Linked DNA regions of Homo sapiens: region 1 is linked to region 2. The links are chromatin contacts, found by Hi-C in ENCODE. All regions are on one chromosome and are shown on one strand. The core of a region is the stretch at or near the end of the contact, and the rest is flanking DNA. Distances in the headings are between cores, read along the strand shown. Region 1 overlaps LOC101927421 (a long non-coding RNA gene). Region 2 overlaps ZNF608 (zinc finger protein 608).

What was found. Hi-C counts contacts between places; a loop is a spot of excess contacts on that map. Pooled maps may share reads with other maps.
Region 1: a map of heart left ventricle shows a loop between it and region 2 (2.8-fold over the local background). The contact joins two enhancer-like sites. A Hi-C loop is called at or near these places in 2 of 168 maps with a recorded cell type or tissue (heart left ventricle and psoas muscle), 7 of 37 single-sample maps with no recorded cell type and 5 of 50 pooled maps.

What each region holds. Positions count from the first base shown.
Region 1 is chr5:125,195,124-125,201,275 of GRCh38, reverse strand. The region is part of intron 4 of LOC101927421 (a long non-coding RNA gene); the gene reads right to left. Among named protein-coding and RNA genes, the nearest start is that of LINC02240, 300 kb to the left of the region's middle. Within about 2 kb of position 2,560, at least 4 of the 41 ENCODE cell types and tissues checked have a DNase peak (open chromatin) inside an H3K27ac peak, as active enhancers do.
Region 2 is chr5:124,651,694-124,657,366 of GRCh38, reverse strand. All of the region lies in intron 3 of ZNF608 (zinc finger protein 608), which reads left to right. Among named protein-coding and RNA genes, the nearest start is that of ZNF608, 92 kb to the left of the region's middle. RefSeq lists an enhancer at 5,284-5,333. Within about 2 kb of position 1,351, at least 19 of the 41 ENCODE cell types and tissues checked have a DNase peak (open chromatin) inside an H3K27ac peak, as active enhancers do.

The sequences.
Region 1 (6,152 bases), core at 1,311-3,810, 540 kb before region 2:
CCTGTTCAGCTATTTTGTCCTGAAACAAAAAAAAAGAGCTCTGTGATAAATCACATCTGCAAGATGTGTTTCATATGTCAAGCACACATAGCTTCTAAATCAAATGCTGATACATGACTTATTCCGTCAAAAGTAAGCAGAATGCTGTAATTTATAATCATCTTGAAGCACACTGCGGAGAAAATGAAAGCAGACCATTAAATTTTAATGCCTGTTCAGCTCTCTGAAAAAGAGTGTTTCTGGCCACTCTGGAAGCAGGGTAGTGTTTCTCACACCATTGTGCACAACCCCAAAAACAGTCTGTGTTTGCCAACATTTGTGGAAACTAATTGAAAAAATGATTTAGCTGTTAAAAGCAGCCATCAGTCAGGAAGTTCTCACGAGCACAGAGGTGCCTGAAGAGGAGCCAGTCCCGTCCAACGCCCCAGTCCCCCTTAGCTTTTTAACAATCGTCTGTTGTTGTGCAAGCCAGCTCCCCGCAGCAGGGCTGCGAGCGAATATTCATTGGGGTGTCATCTCTGCTTAGACTCTCGTCCTGCACACCTATTCATCTGGGTTAAGTGAACAGCAGCATCAGCTCAAATTAAGCTGGCTTGAAAACAGCCACTGTTAATAATTTCTGCTGTGATTCAACTTAGCTTTGGCTAACAGGTGAAGATGTTTCAAAACGGAGGCAATTACAGCTCTGAGAGTGCTTTCCCGCTGCCTGTGTAATCAGAGGAATGGAACACTAGCTCCTCGCGTGCGTGGGGAAGGGCCAGCACAGCCACCATTGGGCTGCATTCGTTATCTGCTAGATTGAACAAGCTGCCTGCCGGGGACAGATGCTTAGCGCAGTGATTAGAATATAAAGCAGTTGCAAAGGCTGAGGGGATTGGAGTCAGCATCCTTTATCTCAACTTACTACAGGCTTTTCTGGTCAGATAACAAGTCTTCCAAACCGTTCTTTATAGACGAGAAATCATATGTATATCAATGCATGAAGACTCATGCATATTCATTAGCCTGTACCCTGTGTGAATTTTCCATTTAGATGGAGAACTGTAAAAAAAAAAAAAAAAAAAAAAAAAAAGAAGGGGAGGTCTTCAATTCTATGTAAGTTTAGTTCCTTTTATAGCCAAATTTTTATGACAAGGAATAAATGGAGGGAGTAAGTGTTAAATATGTACAATAAAAATGCTTGCCAAATTTACTTCATTATTTTCTGAGATTGAAAAGCCCAATAGTTTTACAAATTTCCAAACAGCTTTCATATTTAAGTTTAAAAAAGAGGAAGATAAGTGAAAACTTTGTATAACCCTAGATTTTCACTTACTCTGTAAGGAAAGAAAACTGAAATTATGTGTGGGTTTTGTTACTTTTTAAATTACAGAGATAGCATATTTCCATCTAGAGGGAAATCTATCATTCTAGCACAAAAGTAATTTTTCACGTCAACTGTGCATAACATCAAATTATAGCAAAAACATAGCTGTATACTTCCTAATTGTGGGAATTTTCATACGGTTTATTTCCAGCCAAACATTTTTCCTCTTCTACTAAAAGAAAATCAAGCAGGCTAAATTGAATTTTTATACATTACAATTTCCTGAAATGTAGTTGTTAATGCCTTCTGATGTGCCTGAAGGCATGAATCTTAAACTACCTTTCTCCCCCCAACCAAAGAACTAGGGAAATGAAAAAGACCCTTTCTGCTACTGGTATTAAATTTCCATCGTATACATTAATCTGCTTTCAGAGTATTCTCCTTCAGTGTATTTTCCATTAAGGGCCTATAATAAAGTCCTTGGTATCTTATGTTTAAAGAGCAATTGATTATAGAGCTGTGTATCCCCAAACTATGCATATTTTCTACAAACCACAGAAAAGCAGGGAGGGGTAGCTGGGATGAAGTAGAGGGGGAGGAGAAGATGGAGGAGGGGTTAGCCACATGCTCACTTTTATTTAACAAATCTGTTAAGAGCTTGGAAATAGTTCTCATTTTATAACACCAAGGTTATACTAAGCAATTTATTTCCAGCTAGGTTTTTTAAATAGAGATTAAATAGAGATTGTACTTCTCATCAATTATTTAATAGGCTTTGAGGTTGTGTGTGTGTAAACGTGTGTGCTTAAGAAGTTTTGGGGATACAGGAGTAAATGAGAAAAAAAAAAGGACAATAGAGTTTATAATTGCTAAACATATGATCCAAAGCTGTGTTTGAAATACCTGCTTAACAAGATAGCAAATGACTTGTCTCTTTTAAAAGGTATTTCTTTCTTTCTTTCTTCATTCTTTAGAACCATTCATCTAGACTATCTTGGAATATTCTCAGCAAGAATCCACTGCCTACTGTATCTTCCCCTGACAATTACTGTTGCTCCTTACCCTTGAAGCTTTGAAAGCCTGTGTAACATTAGCCTATCTAGCCCAGTGAAAATGTCTTTACAGATTAGTGTAATGTTAATACTGCTGGCTCCCCGCTTTTGACCTGAAGTGGAATATATTGCACTGCTGGAGCAGATGGAATCAGTTTCACTGGGCTACAGAGATTGGTTGGCTGCCTGCCAAAAGTTCAGTGCTAGTGGCAGTGGAAGCTCCAGCTCAGAATAGCAGGCTTGAATCTATTCTCTGCTCTTGGAGAGAAAACAAAAGTGTCACATAAGTTTGTGTAGAATCAAAATACGTTGGTTAAGATTGTTCATCTGCAGATGTTGACCCAGCATTTGAAAAGTAATTGAATCTTTTGGTGTAAAATGGAGACATCTTTATTCACTTTTGCTGAAAGACATGAGACAAAAGCCAGAGCAAAGAATAAAAAAAGAAATTATCTGAACTCCATTTAACCTTCCAGTTGAATGCCTATCTCACCATAAGAATACAAATGTGTACTTGTAGAGTGTTTAAAGCCTGTCTCCTATTTTATGACTGCAAATAGATCTTAGTCTAAAATAATAGATCAAATTCATAAATGGGGGAAAAAAGATAAGCTTGTATAGCCGAAGTGAAATAATTATCCAAATAGTTCCAAACCAGAATCTAAAACTGGGGATGTGGGGCGGGGAGATCTATTTCCTAAGTTATCCATACTAGCTTTATTATTGACTGCATCATTCAGATAAATGTTCAAAATCCTTGCTGGATTTGTATGAACAGAAAAAGCATACAAATATTTGAAATCATATCTTCCAAAATAGATTTGCCTGTTGATAGCTGTCCTTTCACCTGGAACACTGGGAACACTGATTAAAACCATTAATAACAGCAGCTGAAAACTATGGTTGTCAGATTTAGCAAAATAAATAAATAAATTATGATGTGTGGGGGACTAGGGGGCTCCAATTTGAATTTCAGATAAACAACTCATGATATTTTAGTATAAGAATGTCTCAAATATTGCATGGAATATGGAGCATGCACAATTTGGAATATACTTATACTAAAATATTATTCATTTTTCATTTGAAAGTTGACTTAATTGGGAATCCTGCATTCTACCCGGCAACACTGAAAGATGTACTCTTTATTTTCTTACTTCCTGAATGTACTAAGACATCCTTTCCTTCACACACACACATGCACACACACACCCTAACTTTCAATTAACACAGAGGGGTTTTTTGTATTTATTCATCAGGTTATCTCTAAGTTTATTTTAATCATATTTTCCTCTCAAGTACTGCCTTTCCACAGCAGTAAAACATATGCTGTTTGCTGCCTAAGTAGATGGGTAATGTAAGCTGTGATGTGGAGAGAATTCTTCTCTTATCCGTTCTCTCTGAGGGTGTAGTTACAGAAACATATATATGTGCTTTTATCTGTGATAAGAGCTACCATCTGCTAGCTGCAATGTGCACAGCTTACCGTCTGAAGTGCTTATACATATTATGAAAACACACAGCTTTTGTGTATGTTGAGAATACATATAGACTCTGTTCTAATAAACCAGAATATTAGCTTTTGAATATGTCAGATCGATGCAAAATATAACCATAATTATGGACAAGAACGATTAGAGCTGGCACGTTGCCATGTGTGTATTTATGCCAGTAGCATCTTTGAGATCTTTTAATATTGCATTATTTGCAACCTCTTCCTATGAGATAGTTATTTTAGAAAAATGGACCCTTTTCAATGAGGAAAGGCTTTTGCTTCATTCAAGGAGCAAAGTTTCATGCCAGGGATACCAAATCCCTGGGATATGGGCTCCATATACGTGAGCAACGGGAGAGACTGAGACCGCGCGACAGAACATATAAATCTGAGTTACTTTGACCTTTAATCCAGGAGAGCACGAAGAGAAATGCACTAGGAAGGTTGGTTTGTAGCTGTCTGGAGACTGATAAGCTGTAATAAAGGTGCACTCAGTTGCAATTCATCTAAAGCTTCCATTGCTATCATCCTCCTTTTTCGATTTTTGTTACCTCGAGTACTTATCTAAATCCCTTTCAATGCCAGCTTGAATGCACTTTGTGTTCTCTCCAACTGTGACTAGGGCTGTCTGTGTGCGTCCGTGTGCTACAGCACACTCTCTTTCCCCTTGTTTGACAAGAACCAATGCCAACACCTAATTAAGGATAAGCCACAGAGCTCTCGGCTTTATCTTTGTCAACTGCTCCATTCCTAGCTTTCTGCCTAGTTGAGTTTTTAATGACATAAGCAACAGTTCAGTTCAGCATTCCTCAGGCCCGTTCCAGATCTCAGTGACTAAATATGGCAAGCAGCAACAGCGAAAAGATGCTGGCCCTTTGTGCCCCATGTCCTGTGAACACTGGGGAAATAGGGCCACACTGGCTTCCATGTGTTATCTGCCCACTCTGCACCTGCAGTGCGGACATGCAGGGAGGAAAAATTCACACGATGTCTCTCTCAGAAGTTTTCCAAATCTTCCAGGCACTTAATTTATGAAGAAGTCTCATCTGTTTCAATTTCATATTACATTGTATTAAACATTCTAACTCAATTTTGCAAATGTAAGAGTTAATCATTCCCTAAAACTCTGGTGAAATCAGATTAAGATGCCTGTTACTTCCAAACAGCCAATTCACTGTATATTTTTAAAATAAAGTATGGCGTGTGTGTGTGTGTGTGTGTGTGTGTGTGTGTGTGTGTGTGAGAGAGAGAGAGAGAGAGAGAGAGAGAGAGACAGAGACAGAGACAGACAGAGAGTGAGAGAGAGAGAGAGAGAGAGAACAGAGGAGCTTCTACCATATTTTCCTGTCTATACTTTTCCATTATACTAGTAGAAGTGCAATCCTTTTCCTGGAAGGTGAGATTCATTGTTAGTTTTAAATATGTGCATTTGCATTTCTCTTTGTTCTCTGACCTTGGTTGAAGCTTAATGTTTTAAATGATCATAGAACTGTCACAAGGCATGGAGTTATCTCAAGACAATATTTGCTGAAAGATCATTGAAACAAAATATATCCAAATTGTGTGTATCACTGGTGTTGGTGTGATTTTTGACAATGTTAAAGGCACCTAGATTCAGTGGGGGAAAAATTGATTATTTGTTGCATTTTCTATTGCTGCTTTGCTTCAGCTTTATGTTTTCTTTAAAATTACAAAACATTTTTTGTTCTGACTTCAATATCATCTCTTTTTTCAATTCACTTGGATGTGTTGACTCCATTCAAACTTTTGTTTTGTTTTGTTTAACTTGTAATTTTGGATGTCAAGAGAAAAAAGCACATCAGCATTTTATCTGCAGACATGGAGGAGGTGAAATATTCTTCCAAAAGAAGACGACGTTCGTAAATGCAATTATTCAATAATTCTATTTCACAGACAATTCCGGGTTGGTCCCTATGTGATCCATAATATGCTAGGTATAGAATGAATTTTAAAAAATGATAATCCCCACATGGTAGGAATTTAGAGTCCAATTAAAGATATAAAATATTTTATATCCAACATGTCTTTATGTGACTCTTTGGAAATAGCAGTAAATCTCGGCAAATATTTTAGAGTCTTAAATAGGATATACTTGTTCCCTTTCTTCCTGAGTTGATCAACCCAGTCCTATCTACAAAAGCAAAATGAAAAATTGAGTCTCTTATCTACTCTATTTAAACCAAACATTTGCTTTTGCCCAAGTTATCTGAATATTTCGGATAAAACTTTTGCTCACTCAAGTGATTCAGGCCTCAGTGCTTTCTGCCTGCCAGTAGAG
Region 2 (5,673 bases), core at 102-2,601:
TTTGATTTAGTATTTCTTTTCATGTTATATCTTGGGCCCTGTAAGTTTTCACTGATGCTTAAACTTGGTCAGTGAAAATATCGTCACCATCTATATGTGCGGTGCAGCCTCCCACGTGAACATATGGGACAGCATCTTAGTGTTACCGGTGGTGCCTTATAAAAGTCTTATTTCTGCTCCCTCTTCTTACTCACAAGACTCCTTAACAGGCCATTGTATCTTCTAGAAGTGGGAAATGATAATGTTACTAGGGAAGCAAGAAAAAAGCAGCTTGGGCTTCTTTTAGCTGACCAGTCAGCTGGATATTGACCACCTGTCTTCATGGGAAAGAAATAGATGGCAGTGAATAAGCGAGAGTCTAGTTTTCCAAAGAAGCTCAATGATTTTCCCAAATCAATACAGCTCATCAGGCCTCAGAACAAAGGCTGCAGGGGAGGTGACAGTGATGGAAGTGGCTCTGTGTTCTTTTGTGTATTAAACCATAAGGCCCATGGGGAAACAAGGTTTCTTTAGCTGTGTGTGTGTGTGTGTGTGTGTGTGTGTGTGTGTGTGTGTGTGTGTGTGTGTTTAGGGCTTATTCTGTGTATTTAGGGGGAAAATCCTTTCAGATTTTTTTTTTAAAAAAGGATTTCCATAGATTGTATACCAATGACCAAATGTACTTTTGAAAGAGATAAGTACAGTCAAGTAAGAAAGATTATCATGTTTTAAAATGCAGAGTAGAACAGCATTTTTCCATTGCTTTTGTTATTGCTTAAGGTTTCATTTTTTGTTGTCGTTGTATGTGGATTGGGTTTAGATGAACCAAAAACAAGTCTGTGTTCAGATTAACCTCTGGCAAACCAAGAATCGTAACTACCCTCCCATAAACAAACCCTGTTCCTAATGCCCTGAAAATAACACCAAACCCTAATAGGAATGCTCAACTGTCATCTGAGAGGTTATAATTAACGCAGATAGAGTGATGCCAACATATTCCAGCCGCTGACAGAGAAGATCTATCCAAACCAGCAATTTTTAGCCCTTCAGTCCTTTAATCTTTAAGCTCACTGTGCTTTCATAAAGTAGTACATTAACACCAGAGCAGTGTGTCTCTGGGGTTTATGACTGGGGTGGCGGCACACTAGGGCATAAAGTGTTTCATTACACTTCCTTTTGTTAGTACTGCCCTATCTCCCAAGCTCCATTGCCATACACTATTTGTTCAGATAAAGCCCTATGTTCAGGGTGACTAATCGCAGCACTGTGTTCCAGATGGTTTGATTACAGGATGTGTTTAAAGTGACTCTTCAAACATTCAGCCCAGCGGTAGGGCTCTTTAAAAAAAAAACATACTGCATTTTATGGTCATGTGACAACACTTACTTTTCCTGTCCTAGTGCTCTATATATACTTGGCACAGGTAATGGGAAAGTCCCTCTGATTTTTGGCTGGCAGGTATTTTATGAGCAACCTTAGTTGTACATTTTAAATTTTCCCAAATAATTATATTTGAAGAAGGATCTGTCTGAAGGTTATAAGCTCCGAGGCTGGAACAGCGAAGCTTGTGCTATACAAGATTCAGCCTTTACAAAGTACCAGTATTGAATACCACAGAGTGACGACAACATAATAATGGGGGGAGGGAGTCCTGAACAAAGAAATGGTGATAAATCATACCTTGCACAATAGTCACGTTGTGTAAAAATGGAGGGTAATATGATATCTGAAATATATGAATTTTATCCTGTACTCATGAAATCAGCATATTGTGACATTTTGTCACCAATGTTTCACTAGAAAAAAATATATAAAAGGAAAGAAATGTGTAAACTTTCTTTTTTAAAGGCATATGGCATGAATGGGTTACCATTTGGTGTTATTCGAATGAGGTTTCTGTTTTCTGCCTGGATGCACATCAAATGCATCCAGATGTGGTAGTCTGAGAGAGTTCAAAAAAACTTCTGTCTGATTCCAAACTCAGCATTTGCGATGCTTGGCAAAGACTTCTGTCCCGGGGATGAGGCACTTTAAAGACTCTGAAGCAGTCTTTAAACTCAATACAAACAGAATTATGTCAATCCACTGGGAAATCAGGCATTTGCCCCGTTCTTGAGGAAACAGCTTCACAAATACCAGAAATAATAATTCATAAACCACATTTATAACATCTTGGGAGCAAAGCCTCTCCACAGAGAATGTCTATCATCTATAAAACTAGTGGGAGATTATGCTTATTGAAAAAGTATGGTAGTAATAAAAGGAAGTCACTGAGTAGGATTCAGTCTAGACTCTCTCTCTCGTCAGTCCTCGTGTAGTTAGTTCCTAGGTGTTTAATGAATTCTCACTATTAGGTAGCCACTGTGCCGCCAGGGGTTGTGGGTGCAGACACTGCTCCTATTTTCAAGGAGTGTCATCTAGTTGGAAGAGTTAGGCATACTGTGTATACAAGCAGAGTAAAATATTATGGGGGCCATGTATTACGGTAGGACAAATAGCCTTAAGTTCAGACCTGGGAAGTTCTCCTTGTCATTCAGGGTCCCAGATGAAGGAGACTCTGCCACCTTTATCCTGAGGACTTCGAGATCACAATAGCCATTTCCATTGCAGCCAGACAGAAAGGGATGAGAGGTTCTTATGGGCCAGGCCTGGAAGTGGCCCACATTCATCAGTTCTCTCACTTGCTTTCTGTAGGACTCAGTCACATGGCTGCATCGGACTGATAGGGAGGCTGAGAAGGAGTCTAGTTGTGAGCTCAGAAAGGGGAGGGAAACATGGCTCGTACGTTTCCATCAGGGCAAGAACTGTGTATGCAGTGCTGTGGGGATCCAGGAGAGAATGGCTGTCTTTTGGCAGTGTGCCTGGTATGCGTGTGTCTAGGGCAAGGATTCACAGAAGTGAGAACCTTTGCATTTGTCTCCATTTGCTTCTAATTCATTAGGAACTTTAACTTTCCCTAGGGATTTGGACTAAGGCATCTTCAAGGTTTCTTTTAGGGGAATTAAAAATGTGACATGAAGAACGGTTGAAGAAACTTGTCTAGGCTGGAGAGTAAAGAAGACATAGAGGCTGGGTGTGGTGGGTCACACTGTAATCCCAGCATTTTGGGAGGCTGACGGGGGAGGATTGCTTGAGGCCAGGAGTTCAAGACCACCCTGGGCAACATACTGAGAGCCCATCTCATTAAAAAAAAATAGGAAAAAGACAGTGAGCAGGAGGTGGGGAGAATGCCAACATGGTCATTATCCTTGCCTGGATGAAAGGCTGTTGAGTGGATGATGGGTGGACTGCATCTGCAGGGTATCAGGAGGCTCAGCCAGGACCAAGGTATTCAAAGACAAATTTAGTTTAACACAAGGAACAACTTTTTAACAAGATGGCTGGAAAATAGGCAATCCTGGGGGAGTGCTGGTGAAATCTTCTATCAGTGATGAAGCTGGAGAGAAAAAGGACACACACACACGCACACAAAGTCCTGAGGGTGTTGCACCAACAGTGCAGTTGGCTTCCTGGTCTTATAGCTATTGCGCCCTTGGAACTTTGGCCCATCATGGTTCTTTACGCCTCTTACTATCTTGCAAGCTTTAGGCTTCTACTCCTATTGCCAGTTCTTTGGAACTTCCATATTTCTCATTCAGATTCCCAACATAAGTCCCTGTTGGGCTGGCTGCCTTTGCTCCAGGTGCCCATCACTGGTCCAGTCAGATGGGGGCAGGGTTAGGATCACTGGTCTAGGTGGGGGCACCATGAACATGAAATCCAGGGTCTAGCCTGACGTGATAGCATAAGGGGCCTACTGTAAAAATGCAGGTAATAGACAAAACTATACTTCCACTTGTGCATCACAGTGTATGCCTGTGTCTCTTCTGTTCTTTTCATGCACAGACTCTTGAAGTACAGAGTTTGGATGGAGCTCCAAGTAAAACATGGTTGATTCCATAGCACTAAATAGGCACCTAATGTGTACCCTGTAGACACACACAATAAGTGTTTGTTGGGCTTGACATCTTCCTGGAAACCCTTTACAAAGGACATAACAGAACACTGACTGAAATCCTTATGAGGTCTCAGGCTTTTTTGGCTTGAGGAAGTAACAGGCTCAGGTTATATAATAAAGACCTTGTTCTTATTAAATGTTCTGTAGGTAATAGGCCTTTGGGGGCAGCATCTTAGACAAAGTGTTAACAGTACAAAGAAGAAAGCTGTGTGTGGTCAGCACACTCTCAAACCATCCATTGTACTCTTCAGCTGTATTCTTACTTTATTAGTAATAAGCCTCAGATGAAATGTTACAGGGCATTAGCTCTCTGACAAAGGCCAGGCCCAGTCCATGGGTGGAAAGGGAAGAATAATAAACCTGGTAGAATACTTGAATATAAAGATGAAAAGTACCTGTATAGAACGTCCCCAACACCTAGCTCACTGGCTAGATGTTTGAATAAATGTGCGTGAAAAGAAACTAATCTTTCTGGAATAAGTGTACACTTATTTCCAATTCACATGTGAGAAATAGAACTTTATGCCCAGATTTATAAAATACAAATTTGCACTTTTAAAGAACTAATTTTCATCATGGGCATTTATGCCTTCAGTAAGTGTAGTCTGCTTTATGTGACTGTGGGTTATAAAATGTTCAAGATTTTGAGATTTCAGCAAAATGATAAATCATTTACAAGTTTTAGAACCTAAACACCGCCTTTATACTTGGCCCTTCACAATGGGGTGTTGTCTAAACATAGACCTTCTTACAAAGAAACAGTACACTGTGTAGTTTATATGAGAAACATTCCTTAAGCCTTCATTCCAATATAGAGTGGCAGATTTGGCTGTGTAAACATGTGCCTGTATATATTCGGATGTGAATTGTGGGCAGATTTAAACACTCTGTGGCATTGTGAAGCGGCTCGTACATATAAAGAAAGATAGACACAAGCACACATATTTAATTAGCACTGCTTGATGGAGACTGTTCAAAATCTCCTTGGGTGTAAAGCATTTGTTTTGAGCATTTTAAATACGGAGTGCTTCTGGAAAAATAAGGGTTACTTATTTAGGCCCTTTGAGGTTGAAAATGGATTTTTCTTTCCAGGACTTGATTCCTTCCGAGTGCAAATAACAACGGCATCACTTGTACTTCGATAAGAGGTCTGCTTGTGTGGCTTCCAGAAAGAGCAGCAGGAGATGTGAATAATTTTACAGTGAGGAAGTTGCAACTGCAGATTAGCCTTTGTGACAGCTTCAACCTGTGGCCCCAGATAACCAGTGATTAATTGCCTGCCCTGGGTCCCTTCCTTTTTTCAGACTCCAGGTTTCCCTTGAGCCTGTATTGAGACGGTGAATTTCGTTCTGAGGGTTCTGCGTGGGCCGGCGTGTTGTGTGGAGCCGCGTGGCGCGGGGAGCGCAGCACGGTCACGCAGACCGAAGCTTTCACTGCACGGCCGGACTCGTTAGTGCGAATGAGCCTGTGTCCCGCGTGCACCGAGGGAGCCGAGCAGCGCAGGCGGCCCTCTAGCCCCGCACGGCCAGCGCGCCGTGGGGGATGCGTCCCTTTGCCTCCGCCACGCTCACCTCTACCCGACCGCTGCCTCTGTGCTCCGGGCGGCCGCCTCGGCCCAGCCAATCAGACGCGAGTGCTCGCAGCGGGCGCCGGCCAATCCGCGGCCAGCGTTCTCTGGAAACGCGAAACCCTTAGGG